Regions from separate parts of the Homo sapiens genome. Here regions 1 and 3 are each linked to region 2. A link is a contact called in ENCODE Hi-C data. All regions are on one chromosome and are shown on one strand. Each heading gives the region's core, a stretch centred on a gene start or an enhancer-like site at or near the end of the contact. The rest is flanking DNA. Distances are from core to core; before and after follow the strand shown.

Region 1 (3,592 bases), core at 841-3,340, 4.9 Mb before region 2:
CCAGGCTGCAGAGCAGTGGTGCAATCTCGGCTCACTGCAACCTCTGCCTCCAGGGTTCAAGCAATTCCCCTGCCTCAACCTCCCGAGTAGCTGGGACTACAGGCGCCCGCCACCACACCGGGCTAATTTTTGTATTTTTAGTAGAGACGGGGTTTCACCATGTTGGCCAGGTTGGTCTTAGACTCCTGACCTCAGGTGATCTGCCTGCCTTGGCCTCCCGAAGTGCTGGGATTACAGGCGTGAGCCACCACGCCCGGCCTTGCTTGAGTTTTAATCAGCCTATGTATCCTGGCAGTCAGGGCCAGTCTCCATACTTCAGGGTGTATAGTCAAATCCAAGTACAACTTTTGAGCAGGCAGAGAAGGAAGTGGATATGTGAGCGTTTCCACCAAAGGTTTCCTGAACGCTTGGCCTGGGTCAGGCACTGGGGCCAACAGGGTGGCCGAGGCAGGGCCCTTACTCCTCAGGAGCTCCTGAAGACCCAACCCTGCAGGAGGAGCCAGGGCCCTGAGTGCATGATCCTTGCTTGGCACAGAGTGTGGGTCAGGTGTAGGAAAGAGTCGGTCGTCATCAAGGAAAGAACACTGTCTTTGGAGATAGTCTCAGACCTGCGGTAAGTTGATGTCTGCCTGCCCAGCCTCTGCACAGAGGGACAGTGCCCCAACTGCATCCTGGGATGGCAGACACAGTGCTGAGCATGTCTGCTGGTTGAGGGCAGCCCACTCCTTCCCATGGTCTCATTAGGACCAAATAAGTTCACGGAAGGGAAGATTCCTTGTAAGCTGAAGTGCTGAGAGTTAAATTTAATCAGAGCCCCAAGGGGGAAAACTAACAACTCACCTTCTGGAAGTCTCGAAAATTTTCATCCAAGTGACACTGAGGCTGAGGCTCCGTTGGTGGAAACTCTGAAGAAGTGTTTTCCAGATGGAAGTGAATAGACCTAGGGTTCTCTAGAGGTGCATGGATGGAAATGGCTGCGGGGCGGGGGACTGGGAGGAGCGGCAGAGACAGGAAGAGCCAATGGCATGTGGGGGCGGCCAGGCCAGAAGGACACTCCCTGGGGTCTGTACTTCACCCTCAGTGAGGCAGCAGGGTTTCCAGGGGGAGCCTGCCCCAGTGCCCTCTGAGCTCACTGAGCTTTGCCCTGATCAGTCAGCCCCACTCTTTTTGCTTGTTTGTGTAATGAAGCCCACTGAAGATAAAATTGCATTCAGAAGAAAGAAAATTATGACCTCAAGGGGAAGCAAAGAGAAACCCACAGTGAATGGGGAGCCCCTGGAGATTTTCTAGCAGGAGTTGGTGTGCTGTGTGCCCTCCTTTCCTATTCTCTATGACAGAGCCCTGCGTAGCCCCCTGAGCTTTGTCAAGGCTGCTGAGAGGTTTAGGGGCAGGTGCAGTGTCAGGAGTCCCCCAGCCAGGCCCTGGCACTAGAGGCCATGCGGCCAGACTTGGATGTGGCAGTGGTCTTGGGGCAGGTGCTGCAGGCTCTACCACTCTTCAACTGTGTCTTCCTGTTCTCCTCTTCTCCCATCAGCAAGCTCACCCCCTGGCTTTTGATGCCAGCCTCCTTTGTGGTGTGGCAGGAATGTCCTGGGAAGAGACAAGGCTTGACCACGTGGATGGAGTGGGAAGACAGGAGGCACTGGGGACAGCATGTGGCTGGGGTGAGCTAGTGGGCGGTGGTACTTTCCCCAAAGTCCAGAGCACTGGGTGGGAGCAGCGCTCAGCTGTAGGGATGTCTGGTGTGAGGTTCTTCTGGGCACCTGGCAGAGATCCCAGGTGGCAACTGGCAGAAGGTCCCCAGCTCAGAGTGGGCCCTGCATGGCGTTGTATGCTGGTGTTCTTTTGTGGGCAGGACACCTGCAAGAGGGCTACAGCTGGAGAAATGGGTGGGGAGGAGTGGCTGTTGACAGCTCCCTGGGCCCAGAGAGAATTGAGTCAGAATTGGGGAAATTGCAGAGCGAGCTCAAAAGCAGAAACCCAGTTGGGGGAAAGTACTGAGCCCAGGGCTCTAAATGACTAATGCAGAAATGATGTTAAGTTTACCTCCAGTCAGAGTGAAACTTTGGGCAGCCCCCGCTCCCTACACGCAGCTGCCCTTCAGGGGAAGTGAGAATTGGCCCAAGCCACAGGTGACCATGACAGGACCTTGCACTAGCTGAGACCCGAGGGTTTAGGAAATTATATGAGAAATGAAGCAAGAGATGATTATCTTTTGACAGCCAAGTCCCCAGATGGAATTTAGATATTTGAACTAGGCCTAAGGAATGTCTGTCTATTAAGTGTCTGTAGAAATTTCTGTCATCTGCTTGCACTTGCTGTTTTACTCTGCTACCATTCTTTTCTCTCTCCATCTCGTAAAAAAAAAAAAAAAGCTACATGAAATGATTTCCTTCACGGATTTTAACAAGCCAGGACACAGTGACAGCTATTAGAAATTATAGCTGACAGGGCTGGGAGACAGCTGTACAGTTTGCTGGTGACCTTGCACAAATGAGTTGTTTTGGGTGGAAAAGCTGTTGCTTATTTACAACACTGAGGCAGAGTTGTTGCTTTTGGATCTGAGTTTTGCCATCCTCCTTCCTGTGGGTGTTTTCACTCATCTACCTCCCTACCCACCCACCACACACTGGGTACGAGAAAAGGTAAGAAGAAAAGACTGGGAGGATCAGAGGATATGAAGGTCAGTCCCCAGACAACATCATCGAAGTTCACCCCATCACTATGTTGATGACTGAGGAGGGAAAGCCAGGTAGGGATTTAGGATTAACCTGAGTGCTGTTCTACATTCAGCCTCCCTTGCTAGTCTCCCTGATGGGGACTTTCCTTTGGTGGGTAGTATGAGGGGTTCTTTGAGTTAGCAGAGTCCCTTCCATCTGAAGAAGCTGAGGCTCAGGGGAGTTTCCAGGCAGTGAGACCCTAGGTCCGGAAGGTTCCCTGATGTGGTGTCCCACATAGCTGCTTCCTCTTTCGTGGTTAAAAGCAGATGGCAGACAGCACAGTCAACCACGGTCATCTCTGAGGCTGACTCAGAGCAGGCAGGTGTTTTTTTGTTTTTGTTTTTTTTTCTTGGCACAGGGAAATCTAAATGAGAGAAGAAATATTTATAAGTGATGGCTCTGGAAGCTGCTTGTGGGTGGACAGTGATGCCCTTCCTGAGTGGGGAAGGCAGGGGCATTTCTGCTGCTGTCCTTGGGCACTGCCTTTCAAGAGCACCACACTGCCCCTTGCATGCACCCACAGACAACACTGAGTGACCGGCCTCCATCCTCACTGGTCTGACCTGGAGGCAGCTGACTGAACCAGCTTTTAGGAGGCACTCATGTGAGTTTGTGTTAAACAGAAATGATTGAGTTGATTGGGTTCAGGAGAGAGACAGAACTGGCATCAAAATCACCTTCCTGGCACATATGTTCTCAGTCCTCCTGGTTTTAGCTTAGGCCTCCACACTGCCAGAGACTCCCTGAAGATTTTCTGATACACAGATGCTGCTTTGGGGCAGCACGTGGAACTGACTCTCTTTCTCCCCAAATTTGCTGTAACAGCTTAGTCCCTTAACATTTATAACCAATCAATTCATGACAAGAAATAG
Region 2 (3,392 bases), core at 880-3,379:
CCACGCCCGGCTAATTTTTTGTATTTTTAGTAGAGACGGGGTTTCACCGTGTTAGCCAGGATGGTCTCGATCTCCTGTCCTTGTGATCCGCCCACCTCGGCCTCCCAAAGTGCTGGGATTACAGATGTGAGCCACTGCGCCTGGCCCTGCCTCTCTCCTTTTTAAGTGACTCCTTGGTAGCTCCGTAATGTGATAAGAGATCAGATGCTGGTGTCCAGAGACCCCAGGTCTGAGAGCAAGCAACTACCATGATGTGGACCTGGCGCTCCTCACAGCATGCTGAGCCCCCTGGCCCGCGTGCTGGGACAGGGTGGGAGAGTGGCAGTGGTCTCACTGCAGCATTTGTGGGCCCTCACGGATCTGAGTTCCACCTGCAGCTCTGGTGTGTCTCCTTTCTAGACATGTAAGATACAAGCTCAGTGCCCTGTAAAGGCTACGGGCCAATGGGACTTGATGAAAGGAAGGAGGGGAGGGAAAATTCTGCATGGGAGTAGTCATGGGTAGAGAAGAGCCCTCAGCCTCCTATTCAACAGCACGCGATTCCTCCAATGCCGCCTCCCTCTGAGCTCTCTGCCTTCGCTCACCTTGAGCCCCTACAACGGGCCGGGTGTTTTGCCAGACCCTGAGACCAAGAGGTTGACCGCAAAGTGGGCCCTGCTCTCGTGAGCTTAGCACGATGGTGACAGAGTGAAGAGCTATCTGAGAGGAAGCAGGATGGAGTAGTTGGTAGTCTAAGACGTGGCAGGCATGTGCCAAAAGAGAGCAGCCATTATTCTATCTAGAAGGACAGGGAGGTCTTCCCCAGCTGCCTTGCGTCCTCTCCCTGGGGATCCCAGAGCATGCAGCAGCCCCAGGCAGGCTTACCAAGTTCTTCCACGATGACTGCACCCTGGCTTCGTGACCCTGCATTGGCCAGGTTCTTCCTGAGTGCTGTGCTGAGTTTGCTAAGGGTACCCATGGGGCTTGCCTGAGTCATCTGGGTTGGCGGGAATAGCTGAGTTTCAAACCTGTGATCCTCCAGCTGTGGGGGAGACGTACACCGGCGCAAAGGGGGCTACTTCTGATCGGAGATCCACGTGCTGGGATGTCACCGTCTGACAGCCCACTCATTCCTTCCTGCCTGGCTGTCCTTCACCTGCCCTGGATTCAACTTCCTCACCCTGCCCAGGCTCTGCTTCCTCTTCTGGGTCTGGGGTCCTGCCCAGGTGCTTCTACAGAAGCAGTGCAGGGTCGGTCTCACCTCCCTGGTCCCACCCAGGCTCGTTGCTACCCCCACGTGGGGTGGCACCCGCCCTGCAGCTGCTCAGCATTTGGCCAGGGGGAGCCCTGAGAGCAGTTTGTCCAACGTGTTATGGGTTCCAAACCTGGGCCGGTCAGACCCTTGGTGGAAGCATGGAAATCTGGAGCCAGTAAACCCAGGCACTTCCACGCACCTCTGCCACTGGCTCATGGGCCCTCACTGGTGTTTGGGTGCTCATAAATAGTGTGAGATGTTTTGGAGTTGTCTTTCTAGACTTCTTGGGCTTTCTGTTTTATTTTGTTGTTGATGATGAATTTTAAAACAGCAATGTTTTGGCTTGTTAATATTTAAGCCAGAGTCTATTGGTCTTGCGTTTACCTGAGGTTGTACTCTATGGCTTCACCATTAAAGTGAGAGAGCACACAGACCTATTCCCTCACGGAAGGCAAAAACTGATGTTAGAGCAGACATCCCCCTTTGCTCTGGGAGAGTGCATAGAGGAACCGTGATGTATGGTTTTACATAGTGTCTGTTAGAGGTGACAGCAGTCCTCCTTGTCAGCAGTGAGTGACTTTCATTGGAAGGTATAGCTTCTGTGGAGATGATTCCATCATTTATTAAATGGCATTTAATTTTATTCAGTGGTTTGATTTATTTAAGTTTAATAATACCTCGTCATTGACTTACCAAAAATACAAATACATAAGAATTTCTTTCTGAGTGTTTAATTTCTTTCCTCTAAAAGGTGGTGAAATTAAATTAGTCATTGTTCAGGAAACTGGATATTTGTGGTAAAAATCAACAGGGTATTTTTAACTGCTTTGTGACTCATTTGAAAAGACAGGCTGTTGTGGTAAGGGTGATTGATATAGCAAAGACTTGTGAGCCCTGAGGCCAAGCACCATGCTCCGGCCGGAGAGGCTGGGCTCACGGTCTAGTTGGTGCCACTGGGTCTCTGTGGTGAGGCTGCCTTTGATCTTGGTGCCCTGGCAGACACTGGCTGCAGTGGTCCTCCTTTGCGTCAGACCCTCCGGGGCCTTCTGAGTTGAGGAAGCGCCATGCAGTGTGCCTGGAGCTGGCCTCGGGTGTCGGGAGGGAGGGGCACCACAGAAGGATGTGCTCCGAGACCTGGGACTTGGGCCAGGTGCCAGACAATCCTGGGTAAATACCAGAGCTGTCCCCCCTGCCCCCACAGACACACTGCAGAGGACCCTGGCAGGTGGGCTGGCCCCCCGCCACGGCCTGGTGACTGTCTCCCTCTGCTGTACTTCTTTAAGGTCCTGGGAGAGGAGAGAAAGGTGAGTGGGGTGCCATTTTCTTCCTGCAGGTGCTGGGTGAAGTTCAGAAGGCTCTGAGAGGCTGAGGGGAGCCATGTGTATAGGTACATTTGACTGTTCAGGCTGGTGGGTACGATACCCTGTAGGGGGGCTGTCCCAAAGGCCTTCTCGGTTCCTGCATTCTGATCCTGGCTGTTTGCTGTGTGAGGAGGGTGTCAGCTCAGCGACATCAGAAGTCAGGGCAGAAGTAGCTCCTCGAGGCAAGACTGAGCGTCGGTGTCCACGCTAGGGAAGAGGGGCCCTGTGTCCACAGCCACCGCCCATCAGCCGAGCATGGCCAGCAGGAGCATGGGACCAGTGTCACCAGAAAATTGGATGCTTTGAGAGAAATCAGAATTGCCACTGAAGACCTGAACTCTCCACATTTTGCACATTTCAGTGTCTGTAAGCACTGTGTGGGCTGAAGCAGACACCCTGGCAGGCAGGTCCTGGCCTGCTGGTTTCGGCTGTGGCATCCTGCGAGGTGACTCCTATGGTGTCTGCATTGTCTCCCTGCACCTGGCATGCCAGGGGCTTTCCCTGATGGGCACTGGATCTGGCGTCCACTAAGGGCTCAGCAAGCTGGGATGATGGCCCGAATCTAAAAAGGATTACATTAAATAGGCTTTCAAAATGATGTCTGCACATGCAGCTACAAAAGTATCACCAAGAGGATGGCAGCTGCAGCCACTGCTGCTTGTGAGAGAAGGGCTCAGTTAGTTAGACACGTGGCTCCAGTCAGCAGTCCAGTATGACCTTTCCTGAGTGGCTGGCTTGACCATTCTGCTCTGACAGAAATAGGTTTTCTAGAAGCTAGTGGCTTTGTTGTGTTCTTT
Region 3 (3,364 bases), core at 95-2,594, 4.6 Mb before region 2:
CCTTCGGTTCCCTGGCTCCCACCCTCCATAGGTCCTTGGCGCTTCCTCTTCCTTTTGCCTGGCAGGCTCTCACTTTCCCTTACCTCCCTTCACTCTGCTCCTGCAGCTCCTGCAGATTTTAGTGCAGAGACCTTCTCACCAGGGAGGCCTTTCTGCATTTCCCAGACTGACTGGGAACGCCTAGTTGCAGCACTATAATTGTGATTAACCAGTAGTGTAATTGGTTGTTGGAAGTCTGAATCTTATGTGAAAACATCAGCTCTGCAGTGGCAGGGGCTGTATCCCCAGAGCCTATTGTGGGGCTTCCACCTAGAAGGGCCTCAAAGGACTATGAGCAAATGAATGAAACATGTGGTACCTAACGAATACCACTTCTGGTACACAGTAGGCACTCAGTAAATCCTTGAGGAATGGCTGACTATGTAAATGTCCTTGCGTCTACATTTTATTCAGCTTGAATGAATGAGATTTTCAGAATCTGTGTCCAGTTCCTGTCCTAGCAAACCAGGTCGAAGGCATCATGCTCTTCTGAGAGGTGTTTCTTCACTTTCCTTCAGTTTCAAATTTATTTGTAATGACAAGTAAAGGTGCTAAAACCACTACTACCAGAGTGCAGCTGGGGATTTTCTATGGCTCTGACTTCAGACAGCAAATTTAGATACTCCCTGACTCCTGAGAAATAACGGTTCCCATCCACACTTCATTTTCCATTCCTTTGACACTGACTTTTATTGGACAATCTTAATTCTTCAGCATTCCTGATGGCGTGTTTAACAGGCTTCCTGGTTTCTTGAGCTCACAAAGCAGAGCAGCCAAGTCACAGATGGAGTGACTTCTGAGCCCCGACTTAGTGTGGGCACCAAAGGCATGGGAGGAGGAGCACGGGACTCTAACCGAGCTGGAGGAACCGTGTCTGGAAGGTTGAGGCCCAAATGTGCAGGGGCCAAAAATGTAGAGGTCAAGGCAGAAAACCAGAGTGAATATCATGTTCGTGGTAGGAAATGTCCAGTTGTGTCAGTGTGAATCACACAGAAGGTGTGGAGGCAGTCAGCTCCAGACAAGTGGGCTAAAGTCTCTGAGCATGTGTCCTCACCTGTAAAACGGGGCTAATGAGCGCCCACTGCATGTGCTTGTGAGGATGAAATGAGCTGGCGGCTCAGGCCTGGTGTGGTAATGAAATGAGCTGGTGGTTGAGGCCTAGTGTAGTAATGAAATGAGCTGGTTATTGAGGCCTAGTGTGGTAACGAGCGCCCACCGCATGGGCTTGTGAGGAGGAAATGAGCTGGTGGCTCAGGCCTGGTGTGGTAACGAAATGAGCTGGTTGTTGAGGCCTAGTGTGGTAACGAGTGCCCACCGCATGGGCTTGTGAGGAGGAAATGAGCTGGTGGTTCAGGCCTGTTGCAGTAACCAGCACCCACAGCATAGGCTTGTTGTGAAGATGAAATGAGTTAGTGTTTCAGGCCTGGTACACAGTAGGTGCTATTTAGGCATTAGCCATTACTGTCAACTCACGTTTAGCTTGCATTTGGGGGAGTTTCAGCTTCAGATTAGGAAGGTTATAACTCCCAGGAGGAAACAGCCCAGGATAAATGATGAAACCTACAATCAGGGATCACAAACTACATGCAAAAAGAGGCCAGGAAGCCAATATGACCAAGCCAGAGAGCCAGGTGGAAACTTACACAGGAGAGATGCATGCCTCCCTCAGGGGCAGCAGCTGCTGAGCCCAGGAGACCCAACACTCTAGGGAATGTGGGCCCAGCAGGGTCACAACTTCCAAATTTTCAAGAGCAGCTGGGAATCCTGATTTTATATGAGGTCCTCAATGTTCAATGTTGGCAATAAATTCAAAGTTGTCTTGTTACTTTGGAAAGATATAAAAGTAAAAGTTGCTTTGTTACTTTGGCAGGGTTGCCAGACCATGATAGGCATGGTCTGGATACGGCCAAGGCTTGCTAGCCTGTGACCGCCACTGAGAGATTATCTGGTTGCTCTAGAGGTCTGACCCAAAGGAATTTCAGACACTGAGCAGCTGAACATACTAATGACCAGACGGCTTTCAACACCAGAGGTATTTGGAGTATGTGAGTTGCTCAAAGATGAGCAAGTGTTTCCCTTGATAAGAGAGGAGATAGATTTTATATAATATAGTTGGGAGATTTGTAAAATAGTTTAGCAATGAATTGCCTGTCTGTGCTTAGAAAAGCAAGAAGTGGCTAGAATTTGGCATTGGATTTGATGAAAAACTATGCAAACCAGCTTTTTGTTTCTTTCTTTGTTTTTTTGTTTTCGGACACAGGGTCTTGCTCTGTCACCCAGGCTGGAGTGCAGTGGTGCAATCATGAATCACTGAAGCCTCAGTCTCCCATGCTCAAGTGATTCTCCTGCCTCAGCCTCCCAACTACCTGGGACTGCCTGTATGCACCTCCACAGTCAGCTAATTTTTGTATTTTTTATAGAGACGGGGTTTTGCCATGTTGCCCACACTGGTCTCGAACTCCTGGGCTCAAGTCTCTGCCTGCCTCAATCTTCCACAGTGCTGGAATTACAGGAGTGAGCCACTGTACCTGGCTCCAAAGTAGCTTATTTCCTTTTGAACCCAGTTTTAAGATCAAAAGATTGGTAGAATGAGCAACACTGACACTGAAATTCTGCAAGGCATTTGATCTTTTTACTTCGTTTTGTCCACATTGCCCCTTTGGATGAGAGGGAAATGCAGGTTAGACAATGATGCAATGGGCATGAGTGTTGAGCAATAAAGTCTAAGTGCATGTCTTTCTCAAAAGGTAGTCTAAGGCCCAGGGAACATCAGGGAAAACAGTACAGGGAAATTGCTCTCAAGAAAATAAGAGTTTAAAGAAAAAATGAAGAAAAGTACATAGAAGGGAAATTCAAACAGAAGAGGATGGGTGTGTGGTGGCCTTTCAATAGTGTGTGTGAAGGCCTCTTCCACACTTTCACTGGAGACTTCAACGATAGTATATCTCAGGCCCAGTCTCATTTCCCAGCTTCTGCCTTCTCCACTCCTTGCAGCTACCTCCTGCTGAATTCCACGCTGCCCTGTCCTCCCAGCCTCTGGACCAATCCCCTCCAGGCAAGCTCATCAGCAACTGCTTGCTCCTGGACTCCAATCAGAAAGTGCTGAGCCTGTAATCCCAAGGCCTTGCCCAGAGGGAGCTCTCCCTGGTTCCAGTTTGCTAGGACTGGTTTCCACTGTGCCTCCCATCTTGTTCTCGCTAGCTCCTCTTCCAGAGACTAAGCCCTTTCTTTCCACATTTCAAACAACTGTAACCCCTAAGAGAGCTCTCCTGAGCTGTGGCTTCTTGTCCACCAGATTCTCAGTTCCTTCCCTCACAGCCCCCTA

Evidence for each region. Hi-C counts contacts between places; a loop is a spot of excess contacts on that map. Pooled maps may share reads with other maps.
Region 1: a map with no recorded cell type shows a loop between it and region 2 (11-fold over the local background). The contact joins two enhancer-like sites. A Hi-C loop is called at or near these places in 6 of 37 single-sample maps with no recorded cell type and 6 of 50 pooled maps.
Region 3: a map with no recorded cell type shows a loop between it and region 2 (11-fold over the local background). The contact joins two enhancer-like sites. A Hi-C loop is called at or near these places in 2 of 37 single-sample maps with no recorded cell type and 2 of 50 pooled maps.

What each region holds. Positions count from the first base shown.
Region 1 is chr7:55,532,914-55,536,505 of GRCh38, reverse strand. The region is part of intron 1 of VOPP1 (VOPP1 WW domain binding protein); the gene reads left to right. Among named protein-coding and RNA genes, the nearest start is that of VOPP1, 38 kb to the left of the region's middle. RefSeq lists enhancers at 1,420-1,579, 1,600-2,209, 2,250-2,309, 2,650-2,719, 2,790-2,909 and 1 more. Within about 2 kb of position 2,090, at least 21 of the 41 ENCODE cell types and tissues checked have a DNase peak (open chromatin) inside an H3K27ac peak, as active enhancers do.
Region 2 is chr7:50,663,513-50,666,904 of GRCh38, reverse strand. All of the region lies in intron 7 of GRB10 (growth factor receptor bound protein 10), which reads left to right. Among named protein-coding and RNA genes, the nearest start is that of DDC, 100 kb to the right of the region's middle. Within about 2 kb of position 2,129, at least 12 of the 41 ENCODE cell types and tissues checked have a DNase peak (open chromatin) inside an H3K27ac peak, as active enhancers do.
Region 3 is chr7:55,307,096-55,310,459 of GRCh38, reverse strand. No RefSeq gene overlaps it. Among named protein-coding and RNA genes, the nearest start is that of ELDR, 53 kb to the right of the region's middle. Within about 2 kb of position 1,344, at least 4 of the 41 ENCODE cell types and tissues checked have a DNase peak (open chromatin) inside an H3K27ac peak, as active enhancers do.